2 separate regions of the Homo sapiens genome follow, and region 2 is linked to region 1. A link is an interaction called in ENCODE POLR2A ChIA-PET data of the cell type or tissue named here. Cell type or tissue: IMR-90. All regions are shown on one strand. Each heading gives the region's core, and the rest is flanking DNA. Links, peaks and the distances in the headings are about the cores only.

Region 1 (5,622 bases), core at 533-4,532:
CAACTCTCTCCAAATTGATCTATAAATGCCATGTAATCCATGTCAATATTCTAGCAGACTTCTTTGCAGAAATGGCAAGCTGATCCTGAAACTTATATGGAAATGGAAGGATGCAGAATAGCCAAAACAATTTTGAAAAAGAAGAACGATGTGGGAGGACTTCTGTTTCTTGATTTTAAAATTGAACAGAATGCTATGGTAATGAAGACAGTGTGGTACTGGTGTATAGATAGCCATATGAATCAATAGAACAGAATGGAGAGTCCAGAAATTAACCCACATATACATGATCAATTGATTTTTGACAAAAGTGCTAAGGCAATCCAGTAGGGAAAAGGATAGTCTTTTCAACAAGTGGTGCTATGACAATCGGATATACATATGCAAAACAAACAATTTTTAGACCTTACTCCATACCAAACACAAAAAAATCAACTCCAAATAGATTATAGAAAAGTATAACTGAAGCCTGGGCATGGTGGCTTATGCCTGTAATCCTAGCACTTTGGGAGGCCAAGGCAGGAGGATTACTTGAGGTCAGGAGTTCGGGACCAGCCTGGCCAACATGGTGAAACCCTGTTTCTACTAATAATACAAAAAAAAAAAATTAGCCAGGCATGGTGGCACATGCCTGTAATCCCAGCTACTCAGGAGGCTGAGGCACAAGAATTGCTTGAACCCGGGAGGCGTAGGTTGCAGTTGGCAGAGATGGTGCCACTGCACTCCAGCCTAGGTGGCAGAGTGAAACTGTCTCACAAAATAAATAAAATAAAAATGCATATTTTTGATAATGCCTACATTAGTCGACATGGAACCAAAATAGCAATATTTTTTTTTAAAAAGTAGAACTGAAAATATAAAACTTTTAGAAAAAAATAGGAGAAAATCTTCATGATATTGGCTAGGGCAAATATTTCTTAGATATGATACCAAAAGCACAACCAATAAAGAAAAAAATGTGATAAGTTGAACTTGATCAAAATTAAAAACATTTGTATTTCAAGAGATATCATTAAGAAAATAAAATAATTCACGTACTAAGAAAACTTTTACAAATCAAATATCTGATAAAGGACTTGTATTCAGAACATATATATATATTTTTTTAATTTTTTATTTAATTTTTTTATTTTTTGAGACAGCGTTTTGCTCTTGTTGCCCAGGCTGGAGTGCAATGGCACAATCTCGGCTTACCACAACCTCCAACTCCCAGATTCAAGTGACTCTCCTGCCTCAGCCTCCCAAGTAGCTGAGATTACAGGCATGTGCCACCACTCCCGGCTAATTTTGTATTTTTAGTAGAGACAGGGTTTCACCATGTTGGCCAGGCTGATCTCAAACTCCTGACCTCAGGTGATCCACCCACCTCAGCCTCCCAAAGTGCTAGGATTAGAGGCATGAGCCACCGTGCCAGGCCCAGAATATATATTTTAAAACTTTACAACAAAGTATAAAAGAAAAAAATAGAAAAAAATTAAATACGAGAGAATATATTCAAATGGCTATTAAGCATGTGAAAAGATGTTTAACATCATTATTAAGAAAACGCAAATTAAAGCAGCAACAAACCAATAAATAACTATAATAACTATTTAAATAGTTGAACTGTTTACAATAAATAGTTCTGTTTGTCCCATAGTTACACCATTTGCACTAGGTACCAAAAAGCAAAGTGGAAGTTATATTTCTACTACCAAAATGACCCATTAGAAAAATTTTTACTTCTTGTTCTCGTGACTTTGGGCTCCACTGGCTTAGAGATTTTAGTACTCAAAGGGGGAATAATTTCTCTGGGGCACACCACAGTGATTATACTGAACTGGAAATTGAGACTATCTGGCCATTTTGAGTTCTTCATAGCACTAGAGCCACAGACAAAAAGGTTACACTGGTGGAATCAATTAACTAGTATTTTGCTAAAGATACATTTATATTCATGATGGATGTTGGCATTAATTTTTTTGTGTAATGTCCTTGTCAGATTTTGATATTAAGATTATGCTGTTTTCACAAAACAAATTGGGAAGTGCTCCTCATTCCTGTGTTTTTGAAAGCACTTAAGATTGGTATTATTTCTTCCTTAAAATATTTTACAAAGTTGGCCAGAGGAGCAATCTGGGCCTGCAGTTTTCTTTGAGGGAATTATGACTAATTCAATTATATTAACACATTATAGCTGTTAAGTTTTCCTGTTTCTTCTAAAGTGAGGTTTAACAATAGTTTATATCTTTTAAGAAATTTATTTTATCCAAGTTATTACATTTATTGGCATAAGCTTGTGCATAACTTATTATCCTTTTAATTCTAAACTGCTAATCTTCCCAGTTTTGTTTCAGATATGAGGAATTTGTGTTCTCTCATCTCTCTGTCTCTCTGTCTTATTTGGTGTACTGGATACTTGTGCTGGCAACTTGGTCAATCTGTGAACGACATTACCCAGAATTCACTTCTCCTTATGGTTTTGGTTAGTGAATCTGCATGAGATTTTAGAAGCAGAAGCAGTCTCTCTCTGAAGCTGTTCAGTGTGAGATAGTTGATGGACAGATGCAGAGTTGCCTGGTGGTTTCCAGCTCATCCTGGTGCTCCTCTGTTTTACATCCAGCTCTCCTTCCCAGCTGCTGAACCCAGCCCAATCAGGAGATGCTTGGCTGCAAACTTTCAGAAGTGTTATCTAAACAGAGCCAACAGCCACCATATGACCTTGTTTCCATTCCCATTTTGGTAACTAAATGTGCTAGGCTTCTCCAATTATCTATCTTTATCTCTCTCTCTCTCTCTCTTTTTTTTTTTTTTTTTTTTGAGATGGAGTCTTGCTGTGTCACCCAGGCTGGAGTGCTGTAGTGCGATCTCAGCTCACTGCAAGCCCCGCTTCTCGGGTTCACGCCATTCTCCTGCCTCAGCCTCCCAAGTAGCTGGGACTACAGGCACCTGCCACCACGGCCAGCTAATTTTTTGTATTTTTAGTAGAGACAGGGTTTCACCGTGTTAGCCAGAATGGTCTCAATCTCCTGACCACGTGATCCACCCGCCTTGGCCTCCCAAAGTGCTGGGATTACAGGCGTGAGCTACTGTGCCCGGCCTATATGAGTAAGTTCTTTAATGGCTATTTGTGAGATTTTGGTGCACCCATTACCCGAGCAGTATACACTGCACCTTATTTGCAGTCTTTTCTCCTTCACCCCCTTCCCATCCTTTCCCCCTGAGCACCCAAAGCCCATTGTGTCACTCTTATACCTTTGCATCCTCATAGCTTAGCTCCCAATTATGAGTGAGAACATAGGACGTTTGGTTTTCCATACCTGAGTTACTTCACTTAGAATAATACTCTCCAATCTCATCCAGGTTGCTGCAAATGCCATTAACTCATTCCTTTTTATGGCTGACTACTATTCCATTGTATATAAATATACCACGGTTTCTTTAACTGCTTGTTGACTGATGGGCATTTGGGTTGGTTCCACATTTTTGCAATTGCGAATTGTGCTGCTATAAACATGTGTGTGCAAGTATCTTTTTCGAATAATGACTTCTTTTCCTCTGGGGTAGATACCCAGTAGTGGGATTGCTGGATCAAATGGTGGTTCTACTTTTAGTTCTTTAAGGAATCTCCACACTGTTTTCCACAGTGGCTGTACTAGTTCCCATTTCCACCAGCAGTGTAGAAGTGTTCCCTGTTCACCACATCCACGCCAACATCTACTATTTTTTGATTTTTTGATTATGGCCATTCTTGCAAGAGTAAAGTAGTATTGGATTGCCAATTATCTCTTTAGGCTCCAATTTGTCATCTAGCACCAATGCTTCAGGAGGACTTCTGAACCTTCACTTCTCTAGCTCTTCCCACTATTATATAAGGTATAGCTCCTAATCTTACTCTCTCATCCAGTAACACTCATTAAGGCTCTGCTTTCCTGAATAAAACCTGAACAATGTCCAATTTGTCAATATTTTCAAAGAATCAACTTTTGGCATTTTAATTTTTTAAGTTGACTGTTTTATATGTCATTGATTTCTACTCACTATTCTTTCCTTCTGTTTACATTTTAATTTTTTCATCTTAATGTGGAATTTTAGATCACTGATTTCAAACCTATTTACTTTTTAAATGTAAGCATTTAAAACTGTAAAATTTCTGTGGCCAGGCACGGTGGCTCACACCTGTAATCCTAGCACTTTGGGAGGCCGAGGCGGGTGGATCACCTGAGGTCAAGAGTTCAAGACCAGCCTGGCCAACATGGTGAAACCCCATCTTAACCAAAAATACAAAAATTAGCCAGGCGTGGTGGCAAGTGCCTGTAATCCCAGCAACTCAGGAGGCTGAAACAGGAGAATTGCTTGGACCCAGGAGGTGGAGGTTGCAGTGAGCTGAGATTGTGCCACTGCATTCCAGCCTGGGCGACAGAGCAAGACTCTATCTCAAAAAAATAAAAATAAAAAATAAATTGTAAAATTTTCTCAAATGGGATCTAATTAAACTAAACAGCTTCTGCACAGCAAAAGAAACTACCATCAGATTGAACAGGCAACCTACAGAATGGGAGAAAATTTTTGCAATCTACCCATCTGACAAAGGGCTAATATCCAGAATCTACAATGAACTCAAACAAATTTACAAGAAAAAAACAAACAACCCCATTAAAAAGTGGGCAAAGGATATGAACAGACACTTCTCAAAAGAACACATTTATGCAGCCAACAGACACATGAAAAAATGCTCATCGTCACTGGTCATCAGAGAAATGCAAATCAAAACCACAATGAGATACCATCTCACACCAGTTAGAGTGTGATCATTAAAAAGTCAGGAAACAACAGGTGCTGGAGAGGATGTGGAGAAATAGGAACACTTTTACACTGTTGGTGGGACTGTAAACTAGTTCAACCATTGTGGAAGTCAGTGTGGCGATTCCTCAAGGATCTAGAACTAGAAATACCATTTGACCCAGCAATTCCATTACTGGGTATATACCCAAAGCATTATAAATCATGCTGCTATAAGGACACATGCACACGTATGTTTATTACGGCACTATTCACAATAGCAAAGACTTGGAACCAACCCAAATGTCCAACAATGATAGACTGGATTAAGAAAATGTGGCATATATACACCATGGAATACTATGCAGCCATAAAAAAGGATCAGCTCATGTCCTTTGTAGGGACATGGATGAAGCTGGAAACCATCATTCTCAGCAAACTATCGCAAGGACAAAAAACCACTGCATATTCTCACTCATAGGTGGGAATTGAACAATGAGAACACATGGACACAGGAAGGGGAACATCACACACCGGGGCCTGTTGTGGGGTGGGGGAGCAGGGAGGGATAGCATTAGGAGATATACCTAATGTTAAATGATGAGTTAATGGGTGCAGCACACCAACATGGCACATGTATATATATTTAACTAACCTGCACGTTGTGCACATATACCCTAAAACTTAAAGTATAATAAATAAATAAAAAGAAGTTTAAATCCAGCCTAGGCAACATAGTGAAACCCTATCTCAAAAATAAATAAATAAATACATACATAATTAAAAAAATAAAAAATAATATAATAAATTAGTAAAATTGAAGAAATCTATTTTATATCCACAGAAGTTGAGTTATTATTA
Region 2 (5,622 bases), core at 1,139-5,138, 430 kb after region 1:
CCGCCGACTCCCGGGTTCAAGCGATTCCCCTGCCTCAGCCTCTGGAGTAGCTGGGATTACAGGCGCCTGCCACCATGCCCAGCTAATTTTTTGTATTTTTTAGTAGAGATGGGGGGCTGGGCGCGGTGGTTCACGCCTGTAATCCCAGCACTTTGGGAGGCTGAGGCGGGCGGATCAGCTGAAGTCAGGAGTTCGAGATCAGCCTGGGCAACACGGTGAAACCCCATCTCTACTAAAAATACAAAATCAGCCGGGCATGGTGACACATGCCTGTAATCCCAGCTACTCAGGAGGCTGAGGCAGGAAATCGCTTGAACCTGGGAGGCGGAGGATGTGGTGAGCCGAGATCGCGCCATTGCACTGCAGCCTGGGCAACAAGAGTAAATCTCCGTCTCACCAAAAAAAAACAAAGAAAACAAAAAAGGAAAGAAATTAAGAAAACAATCCAATTCAATTAACAATAACATCCAAAAGAATGAGATATTGAATAAATTTAACAAAAGAAATGTGAGTCTTGGCCGGGCATGGTGGCTCACACCTGTACTCCCAGCACTTTAGGTGGCCGAGGCAGGCGGATAACGAGGTCAGGAGATCAAGACCCTCCTGGTTAACACAGTGAAACCCCATCTCTACTGAAAATACAAAAAATTAGCCAATGGCCGGGCATGGTGGCTAACGCCTGTAATCCCAGCACTTTGGGAGGACGAGGCGGGCAGATCACAAGGTCAGGAGGTCGAGACCACGGTGAAACCCCGTCTCTACCAAAAATACAAAAAAAATTAGCCAGGCGCGGTGGCGGACGCCTGTAGTCCCAGCTACTTGGGAGGCTGAGGCAGGAGAATGGCGTGAACCTGGGAGGCAGAGCTTGCAGTGAGCCGAGATCGCGCCACTGCACTCCAGCCTGGGCGACAGAGCGAGACTCCATTTCAAAAGGAAAAATATTAGCCAAGCGTGGTGGCGGGCACCTGTAGTCCCAGCTACTCAGGAGGCTGAGGCTGGAGAATGGCGTGAACCCGGAAGGTGGAGTTTGCAGTGAGCCGAGATCGCACTACTGCACTCCAGCCTGGGCGACAGAGTGAGACTCCGTCTCAAAAAAGAAGAAAAAATCAAAAGTGTGAGTCTTGTTTACTGAAAACTATATAATATTTTTGGAAGAAACTAAAGAAGAATTAAATAGAAAGACATGCCATGTTCATAGATTGGAGGATAACATCATTAAGATGATAATCCTCCTCAAATTAGTCAACATAATCCCTAACAAAAGCCTACCTGCTTTCTATGCAGAAGTTGAAAAGTTGATCTTAAAATTCATATGGAAATGCAAGAGACCCAGAATACACAAAACAGGCCTGAAAAAGAACAAAGTAGAAAGACTCACATTTCCACTCCAAAGCTATAGTAATCAAGATGATGTGGTGCTATTGTAAGGATAGACATAGTGATAAATGGAATAAAATTGAGAGTCCAGAAATAAACCATTACTTTCAGGATTAATTGATTTTCAACAATGGTGATAAGACAATTCAATGAGGAAAGAAGAGTCTTTTAAAGTAAGGATGCTGGGGAAACCACACACATCCATATGCAAAATAAAAAAGTTGAACCCCCCACCTCACACCACATACAAAAAAAAATTCAAAATGTATCAAAGACCTAAATTACATTTAGAGCTAAAACTATAAAACTCTTAGAGAAAAATACAGATGTGAATCTTTGTGACTTTAACTTAGGCAATAGTGTCTTAGCTGTGGCACCAAAAGCACTAGCAATTAAAAATAAACAAATTGAACTTCATCAAAATTTTAAAATTTTGGCCAGGTATGGTGGCTCACGCCTGTAATCCTAGCACTTTGGGAAGCCAAGGCGGGTGGATCACCTGAGGTCAGGAGTTCAAGACCAGCCTGGTCAACATGGTGAAACCCTGTCTCTACTAAAAATACAAAAATTAGCCAGGTGTGGTGGCACACGCCTGTAATCCCAGCTACTTGGGAGGCTGAGGCAGGAAAATTGCTTGAACTTGGGAGGCAGAGGTTGCAGTGAGCCAAGATCGTGCCACTGCACTCCAGCCTGGGCAACAGAGCAAGACTCTGTCTCAAAAAAAAAAAAATTAAACATTTCGTGTGGCAAAGAACACTAATAAAAAGTGAAAAAAATACACAGAATGGGAGAAAATATTTGTAAATCATATATCTGATAAATAACTTGTTTCTAGAATATATGAAGAACTCCACTAAACAATAAAAGGGCAATAAAAATGAGCAAAGAATTTGAGTAGATATTTCTGCAAGGAGAATATACAATGGCCAGTAAGCACAAGGAAAGATATTCAACATCATGAGCCATTAGGGGAATGAAAATCAGAACTACAATGAGATACTACTTCCTACCTAGTAGGATAACCATAATTTTAAAAGACAGACAATAATAAGTGTTAGCAAGGATGTGGAGAAAATTGGAAACCTCATACACTGCTGGTGGATATATAAAATGGTACAGCTGCTTTGGAAAACAGTCTGGCAGTTCCTCAAAAAGTTAAACAGAGTGACCATATGGCCTAGTAATTCCACTCCTAGGTATATACCCCAGAGAACTGAAAACATGTGTCCACTCAAAAACTTATACAAAAATGTTCATTGAAGCATTATTCTAAATAGCCAAGGAGTGGAAACAACACAAATGTCCATGAATGGCTGAACAAATGGAATACTATTCATCAATAAAAAGAAATGTTACAATATGGAGAAAGCTTGACAACACTATGTTAGGCTAACAGCCATGTATTGTATGATACCATTTATATAAAATATCAAAAATAGACAAATCCATAGAGACAGAAAGTAGATTAATAGTTGCCAAGGGCTGAGGGCAGAAGGAATGAAATTACAGCTAATGGGTATGGAATTTCTCCTTGGGGTGATAAAATGTTTAAGAATGCAGCCATAAAAAAGAACGAGGTCATGTCTTGCGGGAACATGGATAGAGCTGGAGGCCATTATCCTTTGCAAATTAACACAGGAACAGAAAACCAAATACTGCATGTTCTCACTTAGAAGTAGGAGCTAAATAATGAGAACTTATGGACACAAAGATGGAAACAACAGACACTGAAGTCTACTTGAGGGTGGAGGGTGGGAGGAGAGGGAGGAGCAGAAAAGAGAACTATTGGTTACTGGGCTTAATACCTGGGTGATGAAATAATCTGTGTGACCAACCCCCATAATACGAGTTAACCTACGTAACAAACCTGCACTTGTATCTCTGAACTTAAAATAAAAGTTGAGTTTTGTTTTGTTTTGTCTTGTCTTGTTTTGTTTTGAGGCAGAGTCTAACTTTGTCACCCAGGCTGGAGTGCAATGGCACGATCTCGGCTCACTGCAACCTCCGCCTCCCAGGTTCAAGTGATTCTCCTACTTCAGCTTCCCAAGTAGCTGGGATTACAGGCGCATGCCACCACACCTGGCTAATTTTTGTATTTTTAATAGAGATGGGGTTTCACCATATTGGCCAGGCTGGTCTCGAACTCCTGACCTCAACTGATCTGCTCACCTCAGCCTCCCAAATTGTTGGGATTACAGGCGTGAGCCACCGCGCCCGGGCTCCTGAGTCTCCTTTTTCTTTGTATTATTTCTGCCTCATGGGTTACCCCACACAAACAGCCAGTGAGGCTTCTCACAGTCTGACCTGAACCTGCATCTTGAGTTCAAATCACTGCCCTGCTCTGACCTTGGGCTAGTCACTCTTTTCGGCCAGGCGCAGTGGCTCACACCTGTAATCCCAGCACTTTGGAAGGCCGAGGCAGGCAGATCACCAGGTCAGGAGATCAAGACCGTCCTGGCTAACACGGTGAAACCCCGTCTCTACTAAAAATACAAAAAATTAGCCAGGTGTGGTGGTGGGCGCCTGTAGTCCCAGCTATTCGGGAGGCTGAGGCAGGAGAATTGCTTGAACCTGGGACGCGGAGGTTGCAGTGAGCCAAGACTGTGCCACTGCACGCCAGCCTGGGCAACAGAGTGAGACTCCGTCTCAAAAAAAAAAAAAAAAAAAGAATGCCTCTTTTGGCCAGGCACAGTGGCTCATGCCTGTCTTCCCAGCACTCTGGGAGGCCGAGGTGGGTAGATCACCTGAGGTCGGGACTTTGATAACAGCTTGACCAACATAGCGAAACCCTGTATCTACAAAAAATACAAAAATTAGCCGGGCGTCTTTGCAGGCACCTGTAATCCCAGCTACTCAGGAGGCCGAGGCAGGAAAATCACTTGAACCCCGGAGGCGGAGGCTGCAGTGAGTTGAGATGGTGCCATTGCACTCCTGCCTGGATGAAAGAATGCCTCATTTGTGGGGATATTTTGAGCATTAAATGAGACAATAATGTTGAACGGCTTAGCACCTCCAAATGGACAGTAGGTGCTCAATAAACTTTTGCTATTATTATTTCCCACTCTGCCCCTGGACTATGGCATGCATATTTTCCCTCCATCTTTACCCATAATATTGCCTTGGCCTAGACTGTCTGCTTCTCTCAGCCCCTTCTCTCTAGCCAAATCCTTTTCATCCTTTTCAAAATTTGCCTTAAGTCTAATCTTAACGGATTTGTCCAGCCCACAGGGCCCTTTCTCTCTCTTAAATTTGGAGCCCTCGGCTATCTCTTTCACTCATTCATCCAGAATCACATGCTGCCTTAGAACAGTCTTTTCACTACTGTATTTGTTAATTGTCACATATTTTCACCTAAACTGCAAGGTCCTCGAGTTCAGGAAGCTCACACAATGCTTACATGTTAAGGCCTGTGACCCCACCCGAAGTCTCAGGGAATATTTGCTGAATGAAATTTGTGTCCTTAACAGAGTCACCAGAGAATTAAGGTATTCCATTGTATGCCATGAAAAAAAGTAACAAGCAATATGAGAATACCTATTTTTAGATGTTTTGGCTTCAGGGTTTAATTTGACTGTGTTGGCGTTAGATCTGTTCTCCGCAGGCCTTGGATGTTTTTTCTTTAACGTGAGTTTCTTGGCTGAGATGAAGTGGGGTTGCCACTCTGTAGTGAAACCTGTAACCGTGCCATTCAAAATAAGTGAATTCCCTGTGGGGGAAAGTTGAAAGCCAGCTTTTGGAACTTGGATTTTTTTACCTCACAGCTTTAAAGGAACAAATCTGCCCCAGTGAGACAACAGATGCAGTTGTGAACTTTTGCTCTTGGTCTACATATTTACCCCCATTCCTCATGAGAAAGGGCAGAAATAAGCTGGAATAAATGATTTCCAGCATTCTCTGCATTCCTGGAACATTGTTGAAATAGATATTTTCCTGAGGAGGCCATTATAAGCAATTGGACTTGGCCACTGCACAGTGAGTCTTTTGCATCCAAAGTTACTTAATTTTTGCTTATTATTATTGCTGCAGAAGCATTTTTGGATCCTATCCTTTCCCTCCACTCTCATAAATTTGGTTGAAATAGCTGCACATAAATATTGGACATGGTTCCAAGTCTGTCACCATACCCAGATGTCTCCTCTGCTCCTCTGTGGCTGATCCTAAGCTCCGCCTCATCTCATAGATGAGCAGGAACTCAGGACCCCAGCATCTTTTCTTTTGTCAATCATTTTCTTGAGTACTTATAAT

The links. Peaks named below come from ENCODE experiments on the same cell type or tissue, not always from the same donor. Only the 100,000 strongest peaks of a DNase experiment are listed, where the experiment ranks them.
Region 2: POLR2A ChIA-PET joins it to region 1 with 7 read pairs; 2 of 35 experiments call an interaction of 5 or more read pairs at or near these places.

What each region holds. Positions count from the first base shown.
Region 1 is chr9:94,236,154-94,241,775 of GRCh38, forward strand. All of the region lies in intron 1 of LINC02603 (long intergenic non-protein coding RNA 2603), which reads right to left. Among named protein-coding and RNA genes, the nearest start is that of ZNF169, 20 kb to the right of the region's middle. In IMR-90, for the core only: no CTCF peak of the experiment used is centred there; no DNase peak of the experiment used is centred there.
Region 2 is chr9:94,670,385-94,676,006 of GRCh38, forward strand. No RefSeq gene overlaps it. Among named protein-coding and RNA genes, the nearest start is that of FBP1, 34 kb to the left of the region's middle. In IMR-90, for the core only: no CTCF peak of the experiment used is centred there; a DNase peak (open chromatin) is centred at 2,927; H3K27ac peaks cover 366 bases.